Linked DNA regions of Mus musculus: regions 1, 2 and 3 are each linked to region 4. A link is a loop called in an ENCODE intact Hi-C map of the cell type or tissue named here. Cell type or tissue: left cerebral cortex. All regions are shown on one strand. Links, peaks and the distances in the headings refer to the core of each region. The heading gives the core; the rest is flanking DNA. Region 1 holds the start of Fcho2 (FCH domain only 2). Region 2 holds the start of Btf3 (basic transcription factor 3). Region 3 has its middle 14 kb from the start of Gm41033. Region 4 overlaps Fcho2 (FCH domain only 2).

Region 1 (7,295 bases), core at 1,586-6,585, 87 kb after region 4:
TGTGAAATGACTTCCTTTTATGTTTTTTCTGATGAACAATCTAGGTGTATATAAAAAGTCATTTTAATTACTACAGTGCAGTTCTTACAGATAATCTCAGTATTATAAACTAGTACTTAGCTCTTTCTCTAAGCAAGATTCAGCATCAGAGACAATTAAATCCTGGACAAGAGCCTTTTAAAGTTATGTAATCTGTTAAAGCGCTAACATTTGTTTTTTACATATTAAGAATACTGGTGTGGATTAACAGGAAAAAATATTTCGGCCTGACTATCAATAGCACTAAGCTTTAGGGCAGCAGACTTATCAGCAACAAAACATCTGTTCTGTAGGAAGTCGTGAGCGTGTTTTTCTTTACAGTGCAGTATTAGGAATGTTTAAGGTAGCAGTTTCACTTAGGAAAAACCATGAAGAAAAGGGAGGGTGTGCTGCTTTCACAAGAGCTTCAGCTGCGTCTCACTGAGTCACGCTTTCCTCTGTCAAATGCCACAGTAGAAAGGCCTGTCTTTAGAGACATTAAGGAGAACACCATTCATATGTTGTCTGGTTAGACTTAAACTTCAACGTTTCCTGTTACCTCACCTTGACCAGTTTTTGTTTTGTTTTGTTTTTGAACAAAATGTGTGTGTATGTAGACGTGCATCTATTTACCACGTACAATATGCTTTGAACTTTGACAAACTTTATTTTCTTAACACTGTGAAATCTGGAGGGAATAAATATTCGATTCTCTACTCTACAGAATTACTTCATAAATGACCCTGAACTACGTAAATCTGTAAGATGTTTAAGGCAGAGACGATGAGCCCTTCCTAAGCTGCTTGCTTAGTTACAGTTCCTAGCTCTCCTGCTCCTTGTTGCCTCCTGAGAGCCTTTCATGCTCTTAGAGCCCCAATTCCAGACTAGGAAATAAACCTCAACTTATTTTTAATATATTTTCCTATCTGTTCCTAATAGTAAAAACGAAGGTAAAGACTGAAACATAAATTAGATTTCAGATATTCAAATTATTCTTGTTCCTCTATTAATTCAGTCAAACAAGAGGCATGAAAAATATGTACAAAAATATCCAGAAACGTGTATTTTGAAATAGGCAAAAGCAAGGCTATTCTTAATGTTCAACTGACAGAACAACTCTGAAACAGGAAAAAAATTTAAAATTGTTAATAAACTTAAAAATATTAGCATATCGCAGGGCATGGTGGCACACGCCTTTAATCCCAGCACTCAGGAGGCAGAGGCAGGTGGATTTCTGAGTTCGAGGCCAGCCTGGTCTACAGAGTTCCAGGACAACCAGGGCTATACGGAGAAACCTTGTCTCGAAAACCAAAAAAAAAAAAAAATATATATATATATATATATATATATTAGCATATCCAAAACACGCAAAAAAAGAAAGCTTTTCTTTTGTAATTACATGTGTTTATTTATGAGATGTGTAGGGGATGTCTACCAGCCAAGGCTAACAGGGCAAGTGCAGGAGTCTTTTTCCTACTACACAAGTCCTGCGGGTCAGGCTTCCAGACACAAGTCATAACCAGCTTTGCTATCTGCACCTGGCCTAAGAACATCAATCCCTAGGCAATCTTTATAACAGTGTTCTAAGTTTCCCCTTAAGTCTAAAGTGTATGGAGTAATCCTAAAATTCATATGGAAATAAAGGGACCCCAATAGCCAAAATCTTTTTTTGAAAAAACAACAACAAAAAAACACATAGGACTTGTATACTTCCTGGCTCATTATACAAATCTGTATTAAATAGTATAGTAACTACTGACATATAATAAGGCAATGGAATAAAATTGAAAATCCAAAAATAAATTCATACATTCATGGTGAAGTGATATTTTAAAAAAGTGTCACCAAAACTCAATGAAGAAAGACCCTTTAAAAAAAAGAAACTGGGCCGGGCAGTGGTGACACATGCCTTTAATTCCAGCACTTGTGAGGCAGAGGCAGGCAGATTTCTGAGTTCGAGGCCAGCCTGGTCTACAGAGTGAGTTCCAGGACAGCCAGGGCTACACAGAGAAACCCTGTCTCAAAAAACCAAAAACCAAAAAAAAAAAAAAAAAAAAAGAAAGAAAAAGAAAAAGAAAGAAAGAAACTGGCGGGGGCTGGAGAGATTGCTCAGTAGTTAGGAGCGCCAACTAATCTTCCAAAGGTCGTGAGTTCAAATCCCAGCAACCACATGGTGGCTCACAACCATCCGTAATGAGATCTGATGCCCTCTCCTGGGCATTGTACTTACATATAATAAATAAATAAATAAATAAATAAATAAATAAATAAATAAATAAATCAAAGAAAGAAAGAGAGAGAGAGAGAGAGAGAGAGAGAAAGAAAAGAAAAGAAAAGAAAAGAAAAGAAAAGAAAAGAAAAGAAAAGAAAAGAAAAGAAAAGAAAAGAAACGGGCCATGCACTTGCAAAGAAGGAAGCAGTCCCTTTCTTTGACACACAGGATTATGTTCAGATAGATGACAGAAGGAAGCAGATGAACTAAAACTGTGAAGTCTTCTAAGAAAACAGAAGTACATCAGGTTAGCTAGCACAAGCCTCAGGACAACAAAAGCAGTGGTGACAGAAGAGTGGGGAGTTGGACTTCAAGATGCTATCCAATTACAAACTGGACTTCAAAAGACGTTGTCAATAAAAAGGCAGTCTTCTGGAGGGAGACATTATCTCCACACCGTGTATCTGTGCATCTACTAAAGTCGCTTCAATGTCCATCAGGTGGTCATGGAGCTCCTCTGGTTTCCTGCTCCCTCCATGCCTGCCTAATAGGCAAGCACTATGGGTTCTGGCAGTCGTGTTACACAGAGAATTCTCTAAACAGGTACAAAACCTCATCTGATGTCTGAACAGGAGTGGAGGAGCCTTGGTGTTCAACAGAGTCTAGGACGGGTTCAGTACACCACTCAGGAGTCAAAACTGCACATTCTCTTTAGACACCTTTTCCAACACACACACACATCTAATGTCATCTAATCTTTTTCAAATTTAATGTTTATGTGTATATAAGGTAGTATTCAGTGAATACTTGAAAAACACACAAATCTTTCACTCTTATCAACAAGTGCTCAGTTAAATACAACTGCAAGTAGGTTCTTTTAAGTTACTGAAAACAAATTTTCTTGTAGTTTTCTTTTCTTAATACAAGTGCATGTTTTATTTTACCTGTTACTTTTAGTAAATAAAGTTTGTATGTTGCAGGGAGGGAAGGAGGGAGGGAAGGTATACCGGTATATGTATCTAAAGGTCTGGCATGGTGTGCCTGGGAAGCAGAAGCAGGCAATCTGAGTTAAAAACAACCTGGTCTACACAGTGTGCTCCAGGACAGCCAGGGCTATGTAAATAGACCCTATCTCAAAAAAAAAAAAAAAAAAAAAAAAGTTAGGGCTAATAGAAATGACACACACCGGTATTCCCAGCAGTCTGTAGGCAGAGACAGGAGGATCAGAAGGCCAGGAAACTGCCTTTAAATAAGTGTGAGGGCACAAGGTTTGGGAGGATTATTCAGACTATGAAAAGGATTCAATAACAAAAAGGCAATAAAAATAATCAAATTTTAAAACTGACAATGGGTCTACAGTTTTCCAAAGAAAAATACTTAAAATGGGGAAAAAAATGTTTGACACCATTAGCCACAGAAAAATGCAAATCAAGAGCACAAGCTGCTACTTCATGTCCACCTCATAGTAACAAAAGATAGCAAGTGTTAGTGAGTGTACATCTACTCTGAGACACTGCAGAGCACGGTGCAATGCTGTAGCCACTCTGAGGAACAGTCTAGCAGTTGACTGAAAGAGTACTCCATCTGCTTCTTGGCCCTTTGGCTAACCATGTGCAAATATAGAGTTAAACACGTGATCCAGTAAATTCCATTCTACAAAGAAAAACACATGCTCTGACACACTTGTATAAAGTGTTCATTGCAATATTACTCATAATAAAAGAGACGTTGCGATGGGTACCAAATATCCATCACCAATGAATAGATAAGTAAAAAAGGGAATGGAATATTATTTGATCATAAAAAGGAATGAAATAGTAATATGTATTATCTCGTGGATTACCTTTGAAAATACTATGGTAAGTGAAATAGTCATCAGAGAGCCGGGTCCAGAAAGGACGGAACTGTAGAAGCAGATCGGTTGCCTAGGGACCGAGACAAGGGGCAAACTGGGAATGACTCCTAACCGGTAAGGGATTTTTTCTGAGGTTATGAAATTGTTCTAAAATTGACTGTGGTGATGTTTGCAAAAAAACAATGAGGAACTCTTCACAGTATACACTTTAAGTGCATGCATAAAACCGCTCTTTAAAAACACCACCGAGTACAGATGATTGCGAAAAGCGAATTAACATTCAAAACAAATAACCATGAACTGATTGTATTCAAGCCCGTGCTTGAGACTGAATTAAGAATCTCAGCTAGCAGTAGCTGGCATGACTGAAAGCTGACTCCTTTCAACACCTTACCTAAATGAAAGTGGTGCCGTATTTGCAACTGTCGGGCCACGAAAACCCAAGTTCGGCCAAGATACCTGAGTAAACACGTAACTTTCCTGTTCATGGCAGAAGCGTACTTGCCACGATCGGCTAACAGCAACTGCACGAAATCACACGGCGAGGAGACTAGAGGGGTGTGGGGAGCCCGAGGAAGGTCCACGAAACCCAACTTCCACGGGCTTTGTGAGCAGGCCTGAAGGCAAAGTCCTGGGCGCAGCCCCCACCAGCCCAGCCGCGCGGCCAAGAGGAAGTGCCGAGCCCGCTCGGCCCTGCACGGACTCTGCGTGGGGTCCCGGGCCTGCGCCGCGGGAAGCCGACCAGCCGGGTGCCCGGCTCCCCGCGCCGGACGCCGCGCACGCACGCCCCGTCGGCGCTTTGTCCCCGCCCGGCGCCGCCGGCCCTCTGGAGTCCCCGCCGAGACTCCCGGGCCGCGCTGCCAGCCCGGGCGCCGCGCGCAGTGGCCAACCCGGAGGAGGCGGGTGGCCGGAGAGCCGTGGCCCGCGGGAGCTCGGCCGGGCAACCCCGGGGCCGTGGACTCTCGCTCGGCCGCCCGAGGAGCCGCCGCCCGCCGCGCACGCAGGCCGCGGGGAGAAACCGAAGCCCGCGGCGTCCCCAACACCCTCCGCTCACCCAGAAATTCTCCACGAAATGCGCCATGACCATCTTGCCGCCGCCGCCGCCGCCGCCGCCGCCGCGCCGGGTTCCGCGTCCGCACCCGCCCGCCGCTGTGTAAACACGGACCGGCCCCTACGGCGCCCCCGCCTCTCGCCGCCGCCGCCTTCTTCCCAGAGACCGCCCGCGCCCTCTAGGGCGCATGCGCCACCTAGCGGCAGGCGCGGCCGCCGCCACCACGGGGCGAGAGCCTGACTGTCGCTCCCGAGTGCGCGTGCGCGCAGCCTGTCCGGGTCCGAGCGTTCGCAAGGAATGGTACAGAGCTTAGTCTGCGCGAGCCTCCGGGGCTGGCGGGAGTCGAGCTACCCGCAGGCCCGGGGGGCGGAGCTAATAGGGCCACGCCCCCTCGCGTCCAGCGTCCTGGCCTTCTAGGATCTCCAGCAGTCCCAGGTCCTGGCAGACTGGGACTAAGGAAACTTGGCAGCCGGCCACCCCAAGGAGACTGGGAAACCTTTGGTCAACAGGGAGCCTCTCCTTGACTGGGAAGTAAGATCCAAAACAAAACTGTCCAAGGCCGGAAAGGGAGGGAACGCCCAGTGTCGCCTGCAAGACTCAGGCAGTGCAGTCGGTCACAAGGGAGCCAGCCGGCCTGGACCGCCTGCCGAGAGCAGGCGTGACCCGAAACGCGACTCTTCCAGGCCTGTTCACAAAGCCCATGGTGGTAATCTTACCAGTTTGTACACCCAGGAGGAAAGGACACAAGTTTTAACATGCTTCGGCCTGATGGGGAAAAGAAATCCCTCGCCATGCCTTTCTTTCCAAAAGTTTAAAAAACTTTAGAGGTCCCAAGTTCATTAAGCTAAGTCAAAGATCTGCAAGTTGGAAGTCAAGCTCCAGAGATGATTTAGTGTAGTTTTAACTACAGTATGAACACCGCACGTCCTAAGATCGTTTTCAAACATGGACAATGTAGCACTTTCTTCAAAGGAAATTATTTGCCTCCCCAAACGATGTATGTAAACACTTTTCATGTATCTTTTATATAGTCGATAGCAAAAGATAACCAGACAAAGGTTGTGCCTTTATAAGAATATCTTTCAGAAATATTCACGTAAAGCTAAGACATCTAGCATCTGCTCAGGAGTATTTGGTGGAAGCAGGGCAGAAGACTAGGGTATAGGAGGAACAAGATTGGCCATACAAGTAGTTGAATGATGGAAAGATGCTATTTCCATATACTATTTTAAAAGGTCTATGTGTATGAGTGATTTGCCTGCATGTTAGGTATGAATTCCATGTGTGTGCCTAGTGCCCAATAAGACCAGAAGAGCGTGTGGGATCCTCTGAAACTGAAGATACAGAAAGTTGTGAATCACCATGTGGACTTTGGAATTGAATCAGGGTCCTCTCCAAGAGCATTAATACTCATAACCACTGAGCAATCTCTCCTTTGTTTGTTTGTTTTTGTTTTTCTTGTATATGTTAACTCTTCCATTTAAAATAAATATTTGCTTTTGTTTTGTAAACCATCAGCCCAGTTATGCTATCCTTGGTGCTTAAGATAGAAGAAAATTCTAACAAAAGGAGTAAGAAAGCTCACCCTGCAAAAGCGGCTGGTACTGGATTCCTAATATCACCAGGCTTAGTGCGAGAGAGGATCCCCGAGTTTCCTTTTTTTACTGAGACCCGCCAACATGGGCCGAGTTCACACCAAGACTGTGAAGAAGGCGGCCCAGGTCATCATCGAGAAGTACTACACACACCTGGGTAATGGCTTCCACAGTAACAAGCGCCTGTGGGAGGAGACCTCCATTATCCCCAGCTAGAAACTTCGGAACAAGATAGCTGGCTATGTGACCCATCTGATGAAGTAGATTCAGAGAGGTCCTATGAGAGGCATCTCTATCAAGCTGCAGAGCGAGAGAGAGAGAGAGAGAGAGAGAGAGAGAGAGAGAGGGAGAGGGAGAGGGAGAGGGAGAGGGAGAGGGAGAGGGAGAGGGAGAGGGAGAGGGAGAGGGAGAGGGAGAGGGAGAGAGAGAGAGAGAGAGGAGAATTATGTTCCTGAGGTCTCAGCCCTAGATCAAGAGATCACTGAGGTGGATCCTGACACCAAGGAGATGCCGAAGCTTCTGGACTTGGCAGTCTCTCTAACCTTCAGGTCACTCAGCCTACAG
Region 2 (7,295 bases), core at 1,278-6,277, 410 kb before region 4:
CACTAAATCAAGTATAAACTAGACTAAATCACAGATAAACTAGACACATCATTATAAACAAAACACACATAAGCAGTTAAACGTCTACAATTCTTTAGATATATAAGTTGGCCTTCTACATGTAAAGACATTCTTACCAATTCTGAACCTGAGATCACACAAATAGCTTGCTAAGTAACCAGCAAGTACAGTGACTCTAAGGATACTCACATTGTTTGGGCAGAGCTTCAGCCAGTCTCCTTAAACTAGTCAGGCTGTCTGCACCAAGCTGGTTGAGGATGCTGGGAAGCATTTCTGTCAGCTGCTTTGTCTCAGCGTGGCCTGTAATGGTGAAGGTGTTTGCTGCCAGGGATGCCTGAACTTTAGGGTTGTTAAAATGGATCACTGTTCCTTGGTTTGTAAACATGTTCACCTATAAAGAAAATAATTGTTGTAAGTAACGAATACCAAAGATTCCTTTAAAATTAATGTTTTTATTAAACAAAAACTGGATTCTGGCTACGTGGTGCAGTTCTTTCCTCCCCTCTGAAGCACGGATGACAACTTCCCTGGAATGTATAAAGGAACAGCTTTCTGGCTTCACAATATCCTTGATCATTTGTTTAGTTAATAGGGCAGGAACACCTCCCAAGACATTCAAACATCTAAACATCTAATGGGGCATGGGGCATGAACTACAATGCTAACAGCAGAGCCACGACAATTACTTAATACATGACCATTAAACTTTGCAGTCACACCACGTTTTGGCACGTACCTCTTCAATACCAGAGATGTTGTTCACCCCTAACTTCTTTAAGGAGAACTGCAGTTTCTTATCGTCTGCTGTGGCCGTTCTGTGAACCACCTTCTTCTTCCTACGAGCAGTTCCCTATGGGAGCAAGAGGGGAAACGACACATTGACACAGCAGCAGATCTTCTCCAATTCTTTTCAGACCTTTGCTTCCGTATAAGACAGTTAATCAGATGTAACAAGGTGGCACACTCTGATGGATCTCTGAATATGAAGTCAGCCTGGCTAACCTTACTGAGTTCTAGGCAAACCAGAGCAAAACAACTGAGACCTGGTTTCAAGTAAAAACAAATACATAATAAAGACTAACGGTAGTTATCAAACCCACAAACTAAGAAGTTCAAAAGACAGGCTAAGATGGAAGTAAGGAATGACATAGGAATTCTTCATAAGCACCAGTTTGCCACGTGCAAAAAAGTCTTTCACAAGCCCTGACATTTTAAGTCTTTTTAGGCCATGTTTCAACCTAAGCTAAGCCTCATCTTTACCTCTTGTTTTCAAAGAAAAATCAATAGCTTAATATTCACAGATGAGACAGTATACAAACAACTCATGAATCTGTATACAAATATCTATTATAGCCAAGAGTAGAAAGTTCTTAACCCACAGAGCTCTCGTAAGTCAACTAGACCTTTCTCAACTCTCTCCCTCTTCCCTGCATTGCTCACCCCCCTCCCCAGCAAATTTCTTCTCCCCTCGAAAAGGGCTCTTCTCAATCACTCAACAAAAGGACTTCACAAACATCTCCATTTTTTCTAGATTTTATTGTTAGTCATATTTTAAAATCCTATCAAGTCATCGTCCAATCTGTCTTTCCTCAACTCTGCACTAAATGCATGACATGCTATGTTACTTCCAACTTTATGTAGACTATAAACAAACTTTTACAACAATAAGAACCAGGAAAATTTTAGATTATAAAATACAGACTACCACTTATAGATCTCACACATTTCACAAATGTAGAACTTAAAAGATTGTCAGTTTTTCCATTAGACACTGAAAAGGGTCTTGAATAATATTCACCTAACAGCATGTGAATCTTACACTACTTTTCTCTAAGGCTACATTCACTCATTCTATAAGTAAAGTTTCTTAAAAGGTACAGAAAAAATGTTCCCATATTATAACTGGAAACATTGTCTTAGCTTAACAAAGACTAGATACAAAGTATCCCTATGAGACTGACTTGGAAGGCTTTCATTTTCCATGTATTGATGATGCTAAAACATAAAACCCAGTAATTAAAGAGGAACAACCTTGCACACAAGCACATCACTCCAGAAACTAAAAAGAAAGAAAACAAGCCCAGCTTTTTCCTAGCACCTGAAGGCTTCTGCCTTAAAATTAAAAGGTCGAGAAGCATCTAAGGTTAATGTCCTGAGTGCAAACTGAAGACTACAATTGCCAGCAAAGGCAAACAGGATGCTTACTGCTGGTGCCAACTCTCCTAACTTATGTTATGTTACGTTCCACATTTCCTTATCTCTCAGAAGACTACTGAAGATTTACCTTCAGTAAAAGTTAAAGTTAGAACAATTTAATAGGTAATAAACTTGTACTATGGAAGCTCCACAGGTTTCTCGGAGACTCCATGCTTCAACCTGTTAAACACCAGGAATGTGCTAACTCGATACTTGAAACTAAGGAGCTCTTCATCTGGAGTGGACCCAGCACCAACACCAAGTTCAATTCTTTCAGAGCAGAATCCACTTGGAGAAACCAACCTGCCAACACATTTGCATTCTCTCACTGTAGCATAATTACAAAGGTTGAGGAACAAAAGACATGTGCTAAGGTAGGATTTCCCAACCTAACACTGTTCACGAATTTAAATAGGAAGGTATCCTCAAATACCCTAAAAAAGACAATTAGTCTGTTGAGCATTTAGTTCAGAAAGCAATGCAGAAGAGCAGAAGATCTTCATAATAATAATAATAATAATAAAATTACCTAATCATTAAGTAGAACAGGAAAAGCCAATACTTTCAGTTAACTTACTTTTAAAAAAAATGGGGTGGGAATGCAGTTTGGGAGTTGAGAGGTCCTCTAGCATGTACCAAAACATGTGTTGGATCTCAGGACAACTCAAAGGTAACAAAATAACCACCCCCAACATTGTACAAGTCAAGGGTACACGGTACACAAAGATTTGGCAGAGAACATACTTTCCCCCCCATTCATAAAATCCAGTAACATTTGTTTATATGCGCCATAATCCTGAACCTCTTGCAAGCAAGGCACCGTTTTTAAGTGCTATTTTCTTCTCTACTCGATGACCGACCTCACCCCTACTATCTATCTATCTATCTATCTCCTCCTTGTCTCTTAGTATTGGTCTCATTTCCCTTGGATTTGCTAGCTTTGCGAAATGTCCCCTGCCAAGCAAAGTGACAAAAAAAACCCAAAAAACCAACCAACCAAACCAAAAACAACAACAACAACAACAAAAAAAACAAAAAACAAAAAACCCAACAACGTGAGAAATGCAAACGGAACTTTGGAAGAGAGAGAGGAGAGAAAAAGAAAGGAGGAAAAAAAAAAAAGAAACTTACTTTCCCACCAATGCGCACTTGTGCCTGCAGTTTGGCGAGTTTCTCCTGGTTCATGATTGTTTCTTTCATCTACAAAGAGAGAGGAAAAAAAAAAATCCTCAGCCAAGAACAAGAACGGCCGGGCCCCCCCTCCAGCATTCCACGCTCGTTATTTCCCGCTACACTCGCAGGAGAACGTCGTCCCCCTCGGGCTGAGGCCTGGATCCCCAATTCACCCCTCCAGGCTCGCCGGGGCGCACAGGGCCCCTCGCCCCTCCCCCGCCCGGCCCGGCCCGGCCTCGGGCTCAGCCCCACGGCGACCGAGCATCCCCCGCTCCCCGCCGCCCTGCCCGGCCTGGGCCGAGGCCTCGCCACGGCCTGCCCGGCCCGGCCACTCTCCGCAGGCCTCGCGGTACCTGAGACTCCCGTCCTCGGCTTCCGCCGAGAGGGAGAGAGGGCGTCGCTTCGGCCCCGGGCCAGCCGCCCCTGGCTCGCCCTCGCCCCCGAGAGTCCGCCTGGGTGGGAGCGCCCGTCCGTCGCATCGCTTTCCTCAGCTCCGTCCGTCCCCTCCCTGCCTCGCTCCTGCCGGGAAACGCCCGCCCCACCCCCAACTCCCGGTCTCCTCCCACGCCGGCGTCCACGGCCTTTTTTCTGTACCTTGTCGGAGTGGAAATGGCGCCGCGCGGGGAACTAAGGTTCACGCTCAGGGGGTCTCGGGCAGACCAGCTGAGAGAAGGCGCACACACGCGGGGACGCAAGATGGCAGCTAGAGGGAGGCCGGAAGTAACGCGACGCCACTTCCTCCAGAATTCAGGAAGCGGAGTTGGCGTCGCCGCGCATGCGCAGCCGGGGGCCGGTCCGCGGCTGTTTCTTTCCTTTCGTCCAGCGGCGGGCCGGGAGCAGCACCGGAGAGCTGGGACCCGCGGTCGCCGTCCGCGGTCCTGGGAAAGGCCGCGGATAGATCGGACAGTGAGGCTCCCTGTAGAGCTGTGGTTAAATCAGTCTGCCCTGTGGCCACCCCGTAGGGCGTCCAGCTTTGTCCAGTAGGCTGCAGTGTCTGCTCAATGCCGGGTGTAAATAAAAAACTATCGAAATCAGCCAGGCTAATGTTGCTTTCCAAAATTAAGTGACTTGGGTGATGTAGAAATCGCGACTCAGAATGTCTAGAAAGCATGTTCGGAATGCTTTCCAGATCTCCACCCTTCAGCAATTCGGTTTATTCAAGGTTGAAACAGGGTAACAAGATTTGTAACCTCTTAACCCTTCTACACCTCTACCATCGACTCCCTGATCTCGAATCGTCATGGATTCGACCATGAAGCATTCACGATGGAGCAAACTTTACCTTGAATTCTTCCAAGATGAATTTGAGCCTGCGTGCTTGGGGGTAAAAACGTGGCTGTGAGTTAAAGTTTGCCGAACTCCAGCACGAATTGTGGTTGTCGTTTTTTTGTTTTTTTGTTTTTGTTTTTTGTTGTTGTTGCATAATTTGATGGTTGTTTTAAAAAGTGTCTCGATAAGTAATCCTGGCTAGTCTGAAGCACACAGCTATTCTCCGGCCTCAGAGCCCCTCTGTCCAATGCTGGGATTATAGTCGTCTAGCACCATTCCCAGACAAATTTTAAGATAACCTTAGAAAATCCCTATATGAAGATTAAAAAACGAAAAAGAAAAAGAGGTTAAGTGAAAATTCTGTGTGCTTAAGCCTTTTTCCAATCTTAGCTACGAAATGTTTTTGAATATTCCAAAGAGAAAGTTGTGTTAGAATTTTTAGAGAATACAATTTATCCAGAAAAGTTGCCGAAATGAATACTCTAGCTAAAATCAATTTTTTTTCCCCTTGGAAACCTTTTTACACAAGAGTTTCTTGCAACAGCGATGAGTCATTTAAAAAATCGGGAGAGACAACTACGTTGCTATGTAGAAAATTGTAACAAGTTCTTTTTCTTGAAACAACAACAATGTTTCTTTTATCCGAACAAGTAAGTTTGTCTCAGAAAACCATGCTTGTTGTCTACCCTATGAAGTACCTAACCATTCTCCAAATAACTGAGATGAGGCAACAGAATTCAGTGCTACAGAAAATATATAAAACATGACTGTGTTACATATGATGGATAAAAGGTAAAACTAGTTCTTTTTGTTTTTGTTTTTTTTTTTTTTTTTTTTTTGTTGTTGTTTTTCCAGACAGGGTTTCTCTGTATAGCCCTGGCTGTCCTGGAACTCACTCTTTAGACCAGGCTGGCCTCGAACTCAGAAATCCCCCTGCCTCTGCCTCCCAAGTGCTGGGATTAAAGGCATGCACCACCACGCCCGGCTAACTAGTTCTTTTTAAAGAAATGTTTATCTGTAGAATATTTTACTCTTCATATTACACTGAAAGTATGTGAAACTTCCTAATCATGATATTTTCTGAATTTTTACATAAAACTCTACAATATGTAACTGATACCTGTCTCATCTTTTAGGCCTATATTCAAGAAATATGACTTAGTTTCTTTTCCCCTATTCTGTCATGGTATAGAAGACTTGTATGATTTTGAAAATCACCAAACTGTAAGGAAGACGATGTTTATTTTGACCCTTGCTGCACCAGGACTTCAGATTTTGCTAATATTTATATACCAGCCTTTTAAAAAACAATCGAAGGACTTTGTTATTGTTTTACTTTTCCTCTAGAAGTTACCATTTGCGGTCTGTCTTCAGGACTACCATTTCCCACTTGCTCCGGCTGTCTACAGCAAGTGTAAAGGCTTGCCTCCCACCCTTTACTGCTCATATAGAACAATGCAAGAGCTGCTTACTTAGCATTGTCAACAGAATTCGAGAAAAAAAAAAAACATGATTGCTCTCCTTGATTCATAGGACATGTCTAAACAAAATATATGGTCATTTTCATCTCTGACTGGAACTTGAATTGGCTTCAGCAAGAACCAGGTATTTACTTGACATCAGGTTGCTTCTTCTTCTTTTTTTTGAGACAGGGTTTCTCTGTATAGCCTGGCTGTCCTGGAACTCACTCTGTAGACCAGGCTGGCCTCGAACTCAGAAATCCACCTGCCTCTGCCTCCTGAGTGCTGGGATTAAAGGCATGTGCTACCACTGCCCAGCTCAGGCTTAATTCTTAAGGGGAATTATGACCCACAAGAAGTTTTGAGAAATGACTGAAGATGAATGTGCGTGTGTGCATGTGTGTGTGTGTGTGTGTGTAAAGGACAGAAGACAATTATTGGGAATTGAATTACTTTCACTATGGGTCCCACAGATTGAGCTGAGGTCATAAGGTGATGTGACAAGGGCATTTCTCCTGAGGCATCTCTCAGGCAGGTTCCTGTGCTAGTTGTCAGAGAACCACAATGGGCATACCATCCATTAAACTTCTTTGTGTTCTCCTTCCAGTATCTGTCTCTCCCACGTGGATATCTATACGTTAGCTTGCCAAGTCTCGGAAAATCTTGCTTTTTACATCTCTTTCACCTTTTTGCCACAGAAATATTGTTTTTTTCTTGTTTTTGTTTGTTTTTTTTCCTCTCTCCAAATTCTCCATTTGTTGACAGGTAGTGTATAGTAGGACCATCTTGGACCCACCAGTGATATAAATAATGGCACGTAGGCTTTTCAATATTTTAAAAGTTAAATTTTAAAATACTAAAAAAAAATTAGTATGTTAAAGCTTAGGCCTTTTGCTGGGCAGTCTCCCAACTCCTCTAAACCTGACTGGATTGGCTCTACCTCTGCTTCACTCTGGTCAACCCACTGACCCCTGCCTCTAGTGAATCTCCCTCCTCTCTCTCTCTCTCTCTCTCTCTCTCTCTCTCTCTCTCTGCTGGGAAGTTCTGCCTTACACTTCCTACCCAGCTATTGGCTGTCAGATTTTTTTTTTAGATTTCTTTATTTCATGTATGTGAGTACATGGTCACTAGCTTTGGACAGACCAGAAGAAGGCATCAGATCTCATGACAGATGGT
Region 3 (7,295 bases), core at 1,421-6,420, 140 kb before region 4:
TAAAGGATAAGGGAAAAGAAGGCGTGAATGAGGAAGATGGGGATTCTATCCCGCTTCTCCTCATGTTAGGAGTCTGCCATCTCATGACCAGCTCCTTTTCTGTGAGAGACATTAATATTGTCCATAAAAATCTCATCTTTTAAACGAAGTTTTATACACTGGACCTTAAATAGGAAACAACAGATTGCTGCCATCATCACCTCGTGCGAGCTTACGCTGCTTAACCATTCTTACAAACGGCTCTCGTGAAACAGAAGGTAATTTGGTGAGTGTTTCTCGTTAGAGAAGAGAGCCTGGAAGAATGTGCCCGTCTTTCTTCCTCTTTCCTTTAAAAATACTTTGCCTTTCACTGGAAAAGCACGCACTCCCCGGAGTGAAAAGCAACCCTTATACAGCACACATAGAGTTTGAGCCACACAAGTCAGACACATAACATGACCAGCCACGCTTTTGATATATCTCCCTGCCTAATCACTAACTTAAAATGCCATATAAGAATTTGTAATCCGCCATAAATTACTTCACAGGAATAATTTAAGAGGTCTGCTGACTAATGTGAAACATGCCAGTCGGCCAGCAGTTGGCCACCAAACATTGGAGGGGAAAGAATCCCAGATATAAGTTAACATAAATTATAGTGACTGTAAATCTGTAATGATCAAGCGGTGGTTAGAGATTATTGCATTTAGAAGATAGGTACAAACCTATTAACCACTGCAACATCTGTCCAGCGTGCGTACCAAGAAAATTGGATCTTTTAAAATTGGATCTCCCCTCCTTGCCTCACCGTACCACGTTTCAAAGTGCATTGTGCTAGTAACAGTCCATTGAGCACAGAAAATAGAGAGGAAATTATATTTGAATTATGGCAGGCTACCAGAGCTCAACTTTTATAATGGAAACTCCCCAGCAAGAACTCAGTCTGGGCTTCGAGTCTCCATTCACAGCGGCAGCTAAGACAGAGTTGGCTGGGCAGGGTCAGAAACCAGAGAGGGACGTCCAGCCCCTTAAACAGAGACTTTGCTCAGGTAGGTATCCACCATGAGATGGATTTGCTGTGGTTATTGTTGTGTTTAAAGAGTTCCTACAAAGTACAGGGAAAGTTACAGATCGGTTTGAGGAGATTAATCCCCTTTTCAAATCTTCATCTTTTCCTTCAAGATGTCTCTCCAAAGAAAGACAATTACGTCAAAGAAGGTCCGGGCCTCATTCTGCACAGTGCCTTTTAAAAAACATTCTGGGGGCCTGGTAGACAACATGTAAGCTGTAGACAGCAGCGCTTCCACAAGCCCGGCCCCTCACATCTGCACACCAGCTTCTCGGGAACAGAACGGAGACATATGCATTTTAACATATTCCAATAGCAGCATCTTGGGGGAGTGGGGGTGGGGATGTACCTTTTACCATATATGGTCATCATGCAATTCTCTCCAAGAACTCAGTGCAGATATTTATATAATAATATTACCATTCCTTACCCCCACCTCCAGGCTGGCAGAGGTTGAAGGAAACACTTTTGGAGGTCTCTACCACAACTGTATGAATGGTGTTGATTGGTTCTGATTTTTTTTTTTTTGAGCATGGATCAGACTATCAGCTTGTGAGGTATGTCAGAGTATTTTTTAAAATCTTTCTAAAAATATGAATGGATATAACAATTTGAAGTTATTACACACTAAACATTTTATTGGAGCCTGGGGATTCTTGGGTGAGCTTGCTCATTTTCTTTGGAGAATCCCAGTCCCCACTCAAATTCCAGGCACAGAAAGGAAGCCCTGGGGAATGAAGTGGCTTCTGGATGGCATGTCATCAGTCACTTAGGAGCTGCTCTGCTGATTATGAAGGTGGAGAAACGCAGTCAGTGGGAAGAAGCGAAGGAGTGGGCTTGCATTCCAAAGGAGAGACAATGTTTATGTAGCCCTGATGTCTGTCTCGGGAGTAGAATCGATGTAATTAAGCAAATAGAAGTGAGTTCATTTTAGTGTAGTGGCCATTTAAAAAAACAAAAAACAAAAAAAAACACATACAGCAAGGATGAAAATGTAGCCAAATAAGAAGCTAGAGTATTATAAAATCGGATGCCAGGTGAAGGCTGAGATTCCAATTCTGCTCTATTCTTAGTTTTTGGGTCTTTCCTCGTCAGAGCTCCTCTCCTACCTCATAGTTACCATGGAGATCAAGCAAAGAACGGTTATGAAACGTCTCCGAAAACGTTAACCACCACAGCGACACCAGCACATTCAGTTCTCACGAACTTTGTAGGACCAACAGCATTCTCACTTGACTGCCAATGTAAGGGTGCTCTCTCACCAGGGCTCTGGACTAAAGTTCTCTGTAATCCCCTTCCCTGTCCCCACAGGAGGCCTCTATGTCCAGTATGATCTTCAGGAGCAGAGTGGGTATTGCCCTGCGAATCAACCGCTGCCTGGTGGCCTCCAACACATGCTAAAAACAAAGCTCTTCTCAACACCTCCCGAATCAGAATAGTCTCTTGGAGACTAGAGAAGGAAGCAGTGTTGCACGGCTGGTCCTCTTCCTATTGGGCTATTCTCTCCTTCATACTGTATTTCAAGTCTATTCACACACCTAGGTGTCGTTGTAGCTCCGCCCCCGTGGGAGGGGAGAGCCTAAAATGTTAATTATCTGGAACGGTAGCTTGCACTTCACATTCTGGATCCCGGGATGGGATTTAAGCCTATTTAGATTTTCTGTGAATTCTTTGAGGTTAATGCAACTTCTGAATGTGACTAGTAATCTCTAATTATTTGCAGAGATGGTAAATGTGAGACCAGATTAAATCCACTGATAATCCCCAAATCTCATTTTAGCCAACAGCGCGGCTCTTTTCCCACCAACCCTGGAACAGTCAACTCAGAACCGCAGCTTTTTTTCTTTCTCCTGCCTACCCTCTGCTGGAGATGCAAGCAAATCGCCCGAATTTCCAAGGGGTGGAGGTAGAAAGCCAGCAGAAGAGCGAGTGGAAAATCCGACCGCCTGGGCCACTGCCCTGCTGGAGAACTAGACACTGAGTAACCGAAGATCCTGACATAAAAGGAGCAAACCACTGGCGCAGATATTAGGAGCCCTGGGCCACAGTGTCATGAAGGAGCCTCGCTGTCCCTCGTTTGCATGCTGGTACACTGAGATCATTGCTCTCTGTCAGGTTGGACTAGCTTCCTCCTGGAAGGGGTGGGAGAGAGTGGAGCCTGAAGCCGAGGCCGGCTGGGGGGGGGGGCGGGGGGCTGTAGCCCCAGACAAGCCGAGCTCTGGGAGGGGCCCACCTGCTCCCTTCCACTGAGACACAACATCAGATAGCTAGGCCCAGAGGAGGAAAGCAGGCTTTCTTTGGTTTTGCTGTTAAGGCTTTTAAAATCATATTCTTACTCGATTGCTTATTAGCATCAGAATAGTTCCCTAGTCTCTTTGAGCCAGGTCTGTTTTGAAAAAAACAATAAAATTTTACATTATCATTTTTATATATCTTATTAGATATTCCAAAATAATTATCACCAAGGAAACAAAGCACTGCAAATATTTTTAAAGCCAAGAGTTTTCTTTTTCCTTAAAAGAGAAAACTGGAAAATATTTTTAATCAAAGAATTAAATGTCCGCTCAAAAGCACACAAATATCCCACTGAACTTTGATCAGTCTGTTTTTAAATCTATGTTGACCCTGCTGAGCCAGAACCATTGTTTAGCTCCAGTTCCAAGGATTCAGAACGCATTCGAATCCGGGAGAAGAAAAAGGGACAAAGCTTGGCAAAGAGAGGAGAACCGGTTGAACGGTATCTTCTTGGGGCGAGGTGACAGAAACCTGTGGAAACTGGTAGCTGAGGGAGCCAATGTGAATCATATATCAAAAGCTGGCTCCTGAGTCACAAAAGTCTAATGGGCTAATTTCAGCAACTCTGCACTCCGCGTATGCAAATATATAGTGGGGTTGGGGTGGCGGGTGGAAGGGTAACAGTGGTCTCCAGTTTCGGGGCAGGGAGGTTTCAGAGGCAGAAGGGAAGGCGGGAAGAAATGGACACCTTTCTTCCCAGGATGAAATGTCCGTGTGAGGGATGAAGGGACCTCCCGGCTCAGAGAGCCAGGAGCTCCCTGGCGACCACTTGCAGGACTCCCGGTTTCGAGTCGCCGCGCCAGCAGAACCCAGGGATTCGGACCAGTCGCAGAGCGGCGGCGTCGGTGCGGACCCAGCTGCGTCTCTTCACTGTCCTCCCGGGACTCCTGGGGGCCCCCGCCGCCTCCTGGCTGCCAGCTCTGTCCCTGCTCCGCGCCTCTGCGCCACCAGGAGCTGGGTTGACCTGCGGCCTCGAGCCTCTTTCCTGCCCCCTCGTGGCCATTCAGGGAAAACCGCGTGGGTCTCTCGGTCACTTAGGACCAGCGCTGCCGCCGCCGCAGACCCGATGGGAGACACTTGAGTTAGTGCAGGGGGGGCAGGGGCCGGGGGGGCACCGAGCAGAAAAACTGTCGATTGGGTGACGCCGAGGTACGGAGACCCTGTGGGCTCTGACAGGAGAAAGGTCCTCCAGAGCTGGCCATCTAAGGCAGTTGACCAAGGACCTGGCTGGCTTTCTGGGCAGTCACGTGATTACGGTGGAAGGACAGCGGATCTACAGTATGGAGTTAGGAGATGGACAAGGGCATAGTTTCGTCCCAGGTGAACCAGCCTGGCTGCCCTTTGGCAGGGCCAGGCACAAGAATGTGTTTCAGGTTACTGCCTATAAAGGACTTCCGCATCTGGTCGAGTGTGGGTGCGTGGCCTTTCTGGATTTCAGCTGCCAAAAAAATATACTATCCTCCGTTTGTCAAACAAGGTGAAAATCGAATGTGCTTGAAGAGGGTAGGCTTCCTGACTTTTGCTGCGCCCCTGACGAATATGGCTTGGGAAACCAAGAGCAGATGGAGACTCATTTCCCTGTGGTCATCCAGGTTTCTGCTGGTTCAGGATCTCGTGACAGATGAAAAATTATTCGTGGTGCTGGTAAACGTTCCTCCCTAGAAACTCCAAGTGGGCTTGACTCACTCGCTGGCTGGCTGGCTGGCTTATGTTTTATGGACGTTCTCTTGAGGGCTTTGAAGTTATTTGTCTTCAAATCTGTTTCTCAGCTTCCCAGCTCCTGAATAAATTACCCACCCCCTCTGCTTCCACACCCACAGCTTCTCCCCCACTGTGAACAGGGAAGTTGTGGGCTTTGGTTGGTTTGTTTGTTTGTTTGTTTGTTTGTTTGTTTGTTTTTGAAGACATCTTAGAACAAGAGCAGTTGGGCTTAATCCGTCTGTTGTCAGCCCTGGGAAATCTGTTTTTGTGTGGTTGGCTGAAAAGCTTGATGAAGATGAGGGGAGTTGGACCCTTGGACTTGATTCTGGTCACGGGCTTATCCCTGGGTCACAGGGTCACAATTTGCCTGAGTCTGGTTGCCTTGTGGGGCCAAGTCATGGGTGCTCATTTATAGATCGTGTTAAATACTCACACTGCGAACATCTCCATGCTTGTTTAAGGATTGCCATTCGCCAGAAGTTGGTGCTAATTGATGCCAGGCAGTTCTGCTGCAAAGACTGCAGGCTTAGATGTGTTGTGCTCTTCGTGGAAAAGAGGGAATGATCAGCAACAGCATTGGGTGGACGAGCCATGAACAACTTCCTGTTGTCCAGGAAGCTCTGTAAGGAGGTTGTTGGGCTTGTGAGAAAAGGTGGGGCTCTGATCACTTGTTCATTTTGATGCCTAACAGGGGATGCTTCTCTCTCTCTCTCTCTCTCTCTCTCTCTCTCTCTCTCTCTCTCTCTCTCTCTCTCTCTCTCTCTTTCTTTCTTTCCGTTTTTAGAATTATTTCTTTATGAGTACACTGTAGCTGTCTTCAGACACACCAGAAGAGGGCATCAGATCTCATTACAGATGGTCCTGAGCCACCATGTGGTTGCTGGGAATTGAACTCAGGACCTCTGGAAGAGCAGCCAGTGCTCTTAACCGCTGAGCCACCTCTCCAGCCCCTGGTGCTTTCCTTTCTATCCTCCACAATCCCATTGCCTCCCCCATCCATGCAATGTGTTGAGGAGGTTACTAAGAGCCCCCCAGGGAATCCCAGAGCAGCCACTTCTGGGGTCCTGATTTATCACACTTTCATGATTTACCTCCCCAGGGTCTTGAGCTGGAAAAAGATTCTCTGATTCTCCAGCTGGACCTTCCCAAACAAGGGTAAGGACCCTGTCCCCCCCCCCCCATCCTTAAAGTTCTACTAAAACAACAACATCCGTGACAACAAAAATAAAACAAACAAAAAATTAAAATAAACAAAAGAAAGACATCTGGTATGTTTACAAAGCACACATTTCTTACGCTAAAATAATTAAAGCCTGTCACAGGCTGGGCTGGTCCTGCCTGTAGCTGGACTCCACATCACAGCTCGGAAAGAGGAAAGATTTACCACTGGGCTCTCGAGTCTTCTTTGGGGGAAGTTCCTGCTTGGCTAGACTTCCATTTCTTTATGTCTCTCATTCTAAGGACTCTGAGCTATACTTTGGTTTTCCCGTACAGAAAAGCCTTTGCCAGACCAGCTTCTGGGTTCCTACCTGGGCCTCTGGACAGTCCTATGCTGTCCCCAGCAACACCCAGGAAGGTTCACAGTCTCATCTCTTACTCTGTATAGTTCAGAGCAGATCTGGGAGGTTGGGTCCCATCCTCCCAGAAGCCCCTCCCCCCTCTGTATTTACCCCTCCCTTCTTCCCTCCTCTGCCTCCACACCAAAACACTGCTGAAACCACCTGTTTTGTGTTGTGAAAGCCTGGAACACCCCATCCTCCACTCGCACAGACCTCCCACTGAGTTCCAGTTTCCAGTCCAAACTCCACATATGAGTTCTTGACTGGTTGGAAAAGTACAAAAAAAAGTCACATATTCCGAACTGACGTGCGTGGTAGTCTTCTCTTCCTGCTTGCTCTTGTCTCGGAGGAGGACTAGCCTCAGTCAGGTTCTAATCCCCAGGCGGTAGACTCCCCAAAGATTAAACTACCTGCAAAATTAGTCATCTCCGCAGGTTGCCACGGAGACCATCAGACCTCTCAAATGTGTTAGGCATGATTTTACAAGCGAAAACTACAACCTTGGTGTGTCAGGAGCTATAAAATCACAGCCAGAAGTAAACAGGTTCACACCTTCCTGTCTCTGTGAGGGAAATGACCAAACTCCCCAACTGGCAGTCTGTGAATCTCCTGGTGAAGTTTATTTGTTGAATATTTTCTTTCGCCCTCTATCGACATCTGTTACTGGGCAAGCAGCAGTGAGCGTCCACAGT
Region 4 (7,295 bases), core at 823-5,822:
GCTTGGCCAGGCCCAGTGTTTATCTAGGAGATGAAAAGTTTAAGGAGAACCTGATACTAACTGGGATAAAGGGAGTGTTGACCTCAAGGCAAGACCCCAGCCAGCTAAACTTCCAACTTGTGAAAAGTCAATCTCCTTCCTCTGCTTGACTGTCCTAACATCTATCATCTATTAAAAGGGACACAAAGGCACAAAGTCAATTGCTAAATTATATATTACATGTTTATTAGGAATACAACTTTTATGTAATATTTACATGTTATGAAAAAAATCAAAAATATTTACAAAATTTTGGAAGATAGATGTGCTCTAATTACAACCCAAAGTAGTAAATAACGATCCTTAAAAGCTCACATGTGTTAAGAGTTCTGTGTTTACAAATTCTTAGTTAAAGAAGCAGCTACAAAGTTATCACTGTACACAAGCAAGAACCAGCTTGCTAGATAAGATAGTCTCCCACTGAATCTACTGGGCCTCTTTTTTTAAATTTTTTTTAACATTAGTGAATTTTTAAATGGAAAAAAGAATCACTATAAACTCATATGGCTTTAAAATTGTAACCTGTACCCAATATAAACTTGCATGTTGACACTCAGTATAAAGGCTATGGGGATTAAGAAAGTGCACAAGGTTAACCATTCCAAGCAGTTTAACATCTCAAGGTAACACCTGATTAAAAACAGACATTGCAGCAGTGTCAAACTTCAAATACTAAAGCATCAACTGCCCAATAAAAGCAGATTTAGTCAGATTTTAGTAAGTGTAATTGTAACTGGCATTTTAAAGAACATAAGAGTTAGAAATTCTAATTTTGCTAGTTAGTAAAGATCAAATTGTCTTATGTCTACCTAAGTCAAACCTAAATTTAGAATTGGAGTAACACTGACTATAAAATGCTCATTTTGTATTACATACTGTGAAAAGGAATAGATTTCTGCTGTGTTTAGTATAGCAAGACGTTATATTAATGTCTAGTAATAGGGATATTATTTTCTGTAAAGCTTAACAAAATTAACAAAATTAGTGTTTTATATAATGGTTTACCAGATATAACACAAGCTATCATTTCCATGAAAAATGAAAAAGACGTTGGTATTTATCATAAATTCCCATTTGTAAATTATGAAACTTTGTCTAAAACATATATTTCTTTTGTTAATCGGAATTTGCTAGAAAGCTACTACTCTGTATGAACAGTTCATTTTCAGAATCTCTTAATCCAATCCTTCACCACTTCACATACTTGACCTATTTTTACCATATGGGAATCTGACAACTTTCTAATTGTTAAAATAAAACAAGTGACAGTACTTCTCTCACTGCTAAAATGAATCTTTTCAAAAAATTATTTATAAAATGCTAGGAAACTTGTGTTTACAACACAATAATGTGTAAATTCTCTTTGATAAGTAGGGTCAAGGGAAATGCTAAATTACAGTTAAAATACCAGTTACCAATTTATCACCACAGTTTCAGAGCTTGTCTGCTTCACGCATTTATAATGAGGTCAATGTTGAATATCTAAAGGTAATTTTATTCCCAGTAAACATATTCCATTAGGCTGATTTGTTTTTCTAGTGGCTACGGTACATCACTAAAGAAATGAGACAGGATTTTTAAGTATAAATTATCTTTTAGTTATTTTGAATTTTCTTCTCAATTACAAGCCAAAAGTATTTTAAAAATTGCAAATATCTTTTAAATATGCTTGAGCACTGTATGAATCTGAATACAAGATCCAGAGTGAGGAGAAAGTGAGGCACATTAATTAACACAAACTAGAGAGGCACATTTCTGGTTTTTGTTATTGTTTTAAAAGGCACACATTATGTAGTCCATATAAAAATAAATTAAATCTACAGCATTAATTCATCAAAACAATCACAACTTCTATAAAGTTAATTAACGCAGAAGTAAGTTGTTCTGCAGTCCTTTGTAAGCTTATTTTAAACACATTGCACTTGAGAATCTCAAAGATCATATAAAACACCATTTACACTTTATTAATATGCTTATGAGAATAAAATTATAGGGATGGTTTTTGTTTGCATACAACTTGGACTCTGGTCTGATTTCCTTATGGCACATAACTCAATTAGATTGAGCTCTGAGTTAACATTCAAAGCCTAAAAATTCACGTTCTGTTTATATTTATTCAACATAAAACTTACGAAACTTCAAAGGTAACTCTGAGTCTAAATACTTATGGAAAGCTAAATAACTTCTGTGCTTGCTCTCCTGAAATGTTAGGCTTGTTACTACATTCTAACCTTTTTAAGAACACAGACACTGAAGATAATAGACTTCATTTTAGTGACAATTTGAATTAATGTGCTTCCAGAATATTGCATTTGATCATTTACTGTGTACAAGGTCATTTCAGTGCTATTTCTTTCAATGACACTTTGAAAGTGCAAGTTAATGTTTGTAGTCAGCTTTCAAAGAGCAAATTTGAAAGACATCATACAAGTAAAAATAGTGTTTGGAAGGAACAGGCGAGGCAGAGTGGCAGGTGCACACTATTCCCTTGAGAAAACCGCATTCGGGGTCCATCAACAATCTGCCAAGTATCGTCCTAAAAAACACCAAGCAGACCATTAATTACAATTTCAAATATACTCAAATGGCCACAATGCTTTTTGTGGTTACAGACACCGAACTCTAGTTCCAGCCTGTCACTGACAAGTCATTATAATCATATCTATGCTGATAACAGAAAACACTCTATCAAGACTGCCTCTACCTGACAACTTGTGTGTGTGTGCATGTCTGTGTAAGGTGGAGGGGGGGAATATTCCATGCTTTTAAATTATAAACTGCTAGAGCACCAGTGTTCTCCATGTTCCCACACTTACTTACCAGTGGCAAAGCGCTTCTTTACTAAGGAAAGTCTATAGCCAGTACCCACAAGCTCAATATCCACTCCTGAGAGCGTATTGCCCTCACTGAGGAATTGCACTGCCAGTGTTGTAGGTTTGCTGGGTCCTTCTGAAAGATCAAATTTTGCTCTGAGGGATCCAGAACCTGCAAAGAAAAGAAGAAAGACCTCATAATGGATAAAATACACTGCACACCAAATAAAGCTAAATGAGCATCTAAGCCAACGGTTCTCAACCTCCCTATGCTTCAACCCTTTAACATGGTGCCCTCATGTTGTGGTGACCCCCAACCATAAAGTTACCTTTGTTGCTACTGTTATAAATCATAATATAAATATCTGATATACAACCTCTAGATGGGTCTCAACCCACACATAGGTTGAGAACCACTGGTCTAAGCTAAACTTACTAAGCCAATGGTAAATTCTTAAGATGCATGTAGTAAACAAACCATTGTCCTGTTTGAAATCAAATCTTATTCAGTGAGCCGGAATTTGCACTATATAATCTTTTTTTCCCCAGTTAAATGTAGAAGCGCTGTCTGCATGTACACCTACATGCCAGAAGAGGGCATCAGATCCCTTTATAGATGGTCATGAGCCACCGTGTGGTTGCTGAGAAGTAAGCTCAGTTAACTGCTGAGCCATCTCACCAGTCCCCACTAAGAAGTCTTCATCTATCCTTTTCCTAACAGTAATGTTCAAAGATGGATACTACTTAGATAGATGCCTGTGATTCATTCATGTTAAAGTGAGTCAACAAAGATGAAGGAAGGCACAGAGGACAGCACACAGGAAACGCTGGGACTGGGGGGTCCACGTTGGGGACAGACTCAGGACAAGACAAAGTAAAGAGAAGTGAGTGCTGAATACCAGACCATGCAGTCCAGGGGGATGAAAGGGAGGGATGGGAGGACGGCATCAGCCTCACTATTCCATACTCGTCTTTACTTATTAGCACCATGCTCTCTCTCACCAACCGAGCTAAATGGATGGTCACATCTTTTTAAATTTTACTCATACAACATTACCCCTTAGGTATACTGTAAGTCTTTCTTTCAGATATAGTCATTTGTTCAATGCATCCTGTAGGAGGTGGTTCTGATGTTTTCATCAAGAATCTGTTCATTGATCAATAAAGATTCTAGCAGCCAATGAGCTGGGCACACACGCAAGTTTTCCACTGGCAGGCTAGCAGACACAGGAGAGAGGACTAGAGAGTCACCATGCTTTGGAGGGAAAACAGACACCAGCCATGTGAGATCTGCAGTGGAATGGCCATTGGCTGCTTCCCTGACTGGGCCTGCGGTAGCAGGAAGGAGTTTAGGAAGGCAACTAAGGGCAGATTTAAGGTGCTGAGCTGGGAGTGAAAGGAAGGGTGCGATAGCTGAGAGAAGCTTAAAAGAGCCCGGCCACTGAGCTGAAGTATATATAAAAAAGCTAGTGTGTGTGAGTGTGTGTGTGTGTGTGTGTGTGTGTGTGTGTGTGTGTGTGTCCCAAGGATCCAAGGGAACCTGGCAGGGCAGGTAGTGCGGTCCACGTGGAGCGTAAGGCAAGGTAGTAGGAACTACACACTATAGTATCCCATTCTGATTACAGTACAAGTAGGCACTCAGTGACACTAATGAATCTGATAAATGGTGTCTGAAAACACACGTTTCTACTGAACATTATATACCGCTGGGCATGCCGGGGTGCACTTTAGGCAGAACAAGGCACCGGGATGGAGAGAAACCTGTGAGAACAGACTTAAGAGAACCACACCTATACCACAGTATCTGGAGAACAGGACAAAGTGGGGAACACTTGCAGATGAGACTAGAATAGTAGCGAGGACCAGGCCACAATCAAAAGTTATGACATAACAAAGGTAACACCCAAGGGAAGACAATCTCAGACTAATGTCCTAGAAGAGAGGGGAGGCGATAGATGCAAAGTAAGGAGACCAACTGCAAGGCAATACAACATTTTATCAAGGCTCTAGGTGACAGGAAAGAGGGTCTGCAGTAGGGCCAAGGCAAAGAACACACTATTTAAAAGGAAAGAAAGGAGAAGTCTAGAAGGGTTTCTAACCTCATTTAACTTGGGTTAGGAAAAGGTTTCTCAACCAGAGTGCCATGATCCCATTGAGAGTCAAACAACTTCTCACAGGGGTCGACTATCAGACACCCTGTGTATCAGATATTTACATTATGATTCATAACAGTAGAAAAATTACAGTTATGAAGTAGCAATGAAAATAATTTTATGGTTGGGGGTCATTACAACATGAAGAAATGTATTAAAAGGTCTCAGCATTAGGAAGGTTGTTCGGGGAAGTAGACAGACTTGCTCAGTAGCAGCAGTAAGACATTTTAATCCCCCTATATAAAGTTCAACACCACAGAGAACTAGGGAATAAAGTATTGTAACTGGTCTGCCCTCCACTCTCATGCCTGGTGATGCACATCACAGTGCAGAATGTTTAACCATTATCCACAAGGCTCTGCAAGTCGTACACTTGATCAATAACTTAGCTTTGTAAAGCCGCGCGGCCAGCGCCTTCGAGGAGCAGCCCCACCCCCACCCCCACCCCCCTTAAGCTTTACAACTGTCTCCTGCTCCTGTCCTGGGCACTGAGATAAAAGAGAAACTTTGTTACAGGGTTTGAATCTAGGTCTTTCTTTGTAAAGGTTTAACTGACAACATCAAAATCACATATATAAAATTCTCCCATTTCCTCACATAGGACTTTTTTATACCTGAATAACAGTAGGAAAAGTACTAAATACGTGAAGAGAATACATGAATCTTGTTTTTGAGAGAACAAATTCCTTTTCTGGTGTATTTACAATTATCACATGCCTTTTAAATAGAGGAACAAGACATTCTCTTTTCCTTGCTGGTTGGCTGTAAGCCTAATACACAGGATTTCTGATTTACTTTCAGTCTAAGTTAAAAATTTCAGTGTGGTTTACAAAAAATTCTATGGTAGGAGAGAAGTCACTGAAGCTACTGACTAAAATGCTACCTGTAAGTACTGAACAACAGAAGGAACTTCAGACCAGCTTGGTTATCTCTCTAGAGCAAATCTGATCCTGCATAAGAGATATAAATAAAGAGACAATCCAGAGTTGCTGATGGTCCTTTGTATAGAAATACTAAAGAAGAAAAACCACTGATATTCTCAAAATATTCAAAATGAAAAAGCTGAACAAAACTGGAAGAGCTAAAGCAGTTGCTCAGTAAGAAGAATGAGTGGAGGCTAACTAAGAAGATGGGCTCTCTCTTACTAAGAGAGACCAGGATTACCTCATTATAGGGAGCTGGTTGTCATGGAAACTGTACACTAGTTTTAAAGATACAATCTGAGAGGAGATACTGGAGTGATAACTAGCCATATGGTGAACACAGACAGATGCAGTCAGTAGGAGACAATAAACTTGTTTCTCCTTAAAACTGCCACACAGCACTGAAGATTAATGTTAACTCCAAAGGAATGAACAGAAAGGCTCCCTCAGCAAGACAGACAGACAGACAAGCATTCTGTCAAAGTCATGTTTCTATGTAACTGCAGAGGGGAAAGCAAAGGCACCCCACTATCAGAATAAGCTCAATCACTTGCAATTATCTGAGCTATCTATGGGGAGAGTTCTGTTCTGTTCTGTTTTTTTAATTCTATTACTAAGCATTTCTCTTATGTAACTAGAAGCATTTATCTTGCAGTTATACAATTATGTTATTTTTCTTACAGAGAAGAATAAAAACTGATCTGAATCTCTGCTTGTACATTCTTATGTAGGGTATTAACTTCCACCTAGTGGTCAGTTCTAGAATTGAAACATGAAAATCCAAGAGGAAACTTTCCAGTGAATAAGCCTTAAAAAAAAAAGAAAAGAAAATCAAAAACAAGAACAAAAACCGAAGGCAAGATAAGATGTCTCAGCAATGCCTTACCAAGCCTCAAAACCTGAGTTCCATCCTCAGGACCCACAAAGTGGAAGAAAGAGGACTGACTACTGCAAGCTGTCCTGTGATCACACCTGCATGCACTCATACACATAATAAGTAAAGGTAGAAAAAACGGCCGGGGGCGGGGCAGCAGAGTCACAGAGGGAACACACCCTTACCTCCACTGTCTGATTTCTCCGAAATCCCAGATAATTTCCAAAAAGCTTTCATTTGCTCTGCATTCCTGTAATAAGAACAAGTATCTTCAAATTCAGTCTCTTATGTATCTAATACATGAATGGACACTCAATAAATGCACCTCAAATATTTTTATTGTAAAAACTATAGTATCTGTTCGGAAAAGGATGTAGAACTCTCTCCTCCTTCTCCAGTGCCATGCCTACCTGGAGGGCTGCCTTGATGATATGGACTGAACCTCTGAACCTGTAAGCCAGCCCTAATTTAATGTTGTCCTTTAGGAGTTGCC

Evidence for each region. Peaks named below come from ENCODE experiments on the same cell type or tissue, not always from the same donor. Only the 100,000 strongest peaks of a DNase experiment are listed, where the experiment ranks them.
Region 1: it touches region 4 in a loop (6-fold over the local background); 4 of 42 quality-filtered maps call a loop at or near these places.
Region 2: it touches region 4 in a loop (2.3-fold over the local background); 2 of 42 quality-filtered maps call a loop at or near these places.
Region 3: it touches region 4 in a loop (2.8-fold over the local background); 11 of 42 quality-filtered maps call a loop at or near these places.

Annotation. Positions count from the first base shown.
Region 1 is chr13:98,809,937-98,817,231 of GRCm38, forward strand. It overlaps Fcho2 (FCH domain only 2), which reads right to left and starts at 5,513. Exons shown (of 26, transcript NM_172591.3): 1 at 5,140-5,513. The coding sequence starts at 5,172. Gm34995 (a long non-coding RNA gene) reads left to right here and starts at 6,045. Exons shown (of 3, transcript XR_382806.4): 1 at 6,045-6,133. It also overlaps the pseudogene Gm18134. In left cerebral cortex, for the core only: a CTCF peak has its summit at 5,349 (motif pointing left); DNase peaks (open chromatin) are centred at 3,822, 4,188, 4,707 and 5,413; H3K4me3 peaks cover 2,612 bases; H3K27ac peaks cover 2,292 bases.
Region 2 is chr13:98,312,882-98,320,176 of GRCm38, forward strand. It overlaps Btf3 (basic transcription factor 3), which reads right to left and starts at 4,086. Exons shown (of 6, transcript NM_145455.3): 1 at 3,744-4,086; 2 at 3,349-3,417; 3 at 758-871; 4 at 211-412. The coding sequence starts at 3,869. It overlaps Gm9828 (predicted gene 9828), which reads left to right and starts at 4,235. Exons shown (of 4, transcript NR_137279.1): 1 at 4,235-4,728; 2 at 6,193-6,264. In left cerebral cortex, for the core only: a CTCF peak has its summit at 4,115; a DNase peak (open chromatin) is centred at 4,140; H3K4me3 peaks cover 2,246 bases; H3K27ac peaks cover 1,025 bases.
Region 3 is chr13:98,584,810-98,592,104 of GRCm38, forward strand. No RefSeq gene overlaps it. Among named protein-coding and RNA genes, the nearest start is that of Gm41033, 14 kb to the left of the region's middle. In left cerebral cortex, for the core only: CTCF peaks have their summits at 2,924 (motif pointing left) and 4,317 (motif pointing left); DNase peaks (open chromatin) are centred at 1,875, 2,213, 2,524, 2,888 and 1 more place; H3K4me3 peaks cover 802 bases; H3K27ac peaks cover 1,893 bases.
Region 4 is chr13:98,723,202-98,730,496 of GRCm38, forward strand. It overlaps Fcho2 (FCH domain only 2), which reads right to left. Exons shown (of 26, transcript NM_172591.3): 24 at 6,988-7,052; 25 at 2,860-3,024; 26 at 205-2,575. The coding sequence ends at 2,553. Among named protein-coding and RNA genes, the nearest start is that of Gm9465, 8.6 kb to the left of the region's middle. In left cerebral cortex, for the core only: a CTCF peak has its summit at 3,444 (motif pointing right); a DNase peak (open chromatin) is centred at 3,477; H3K27ac peaks cover 187 bases.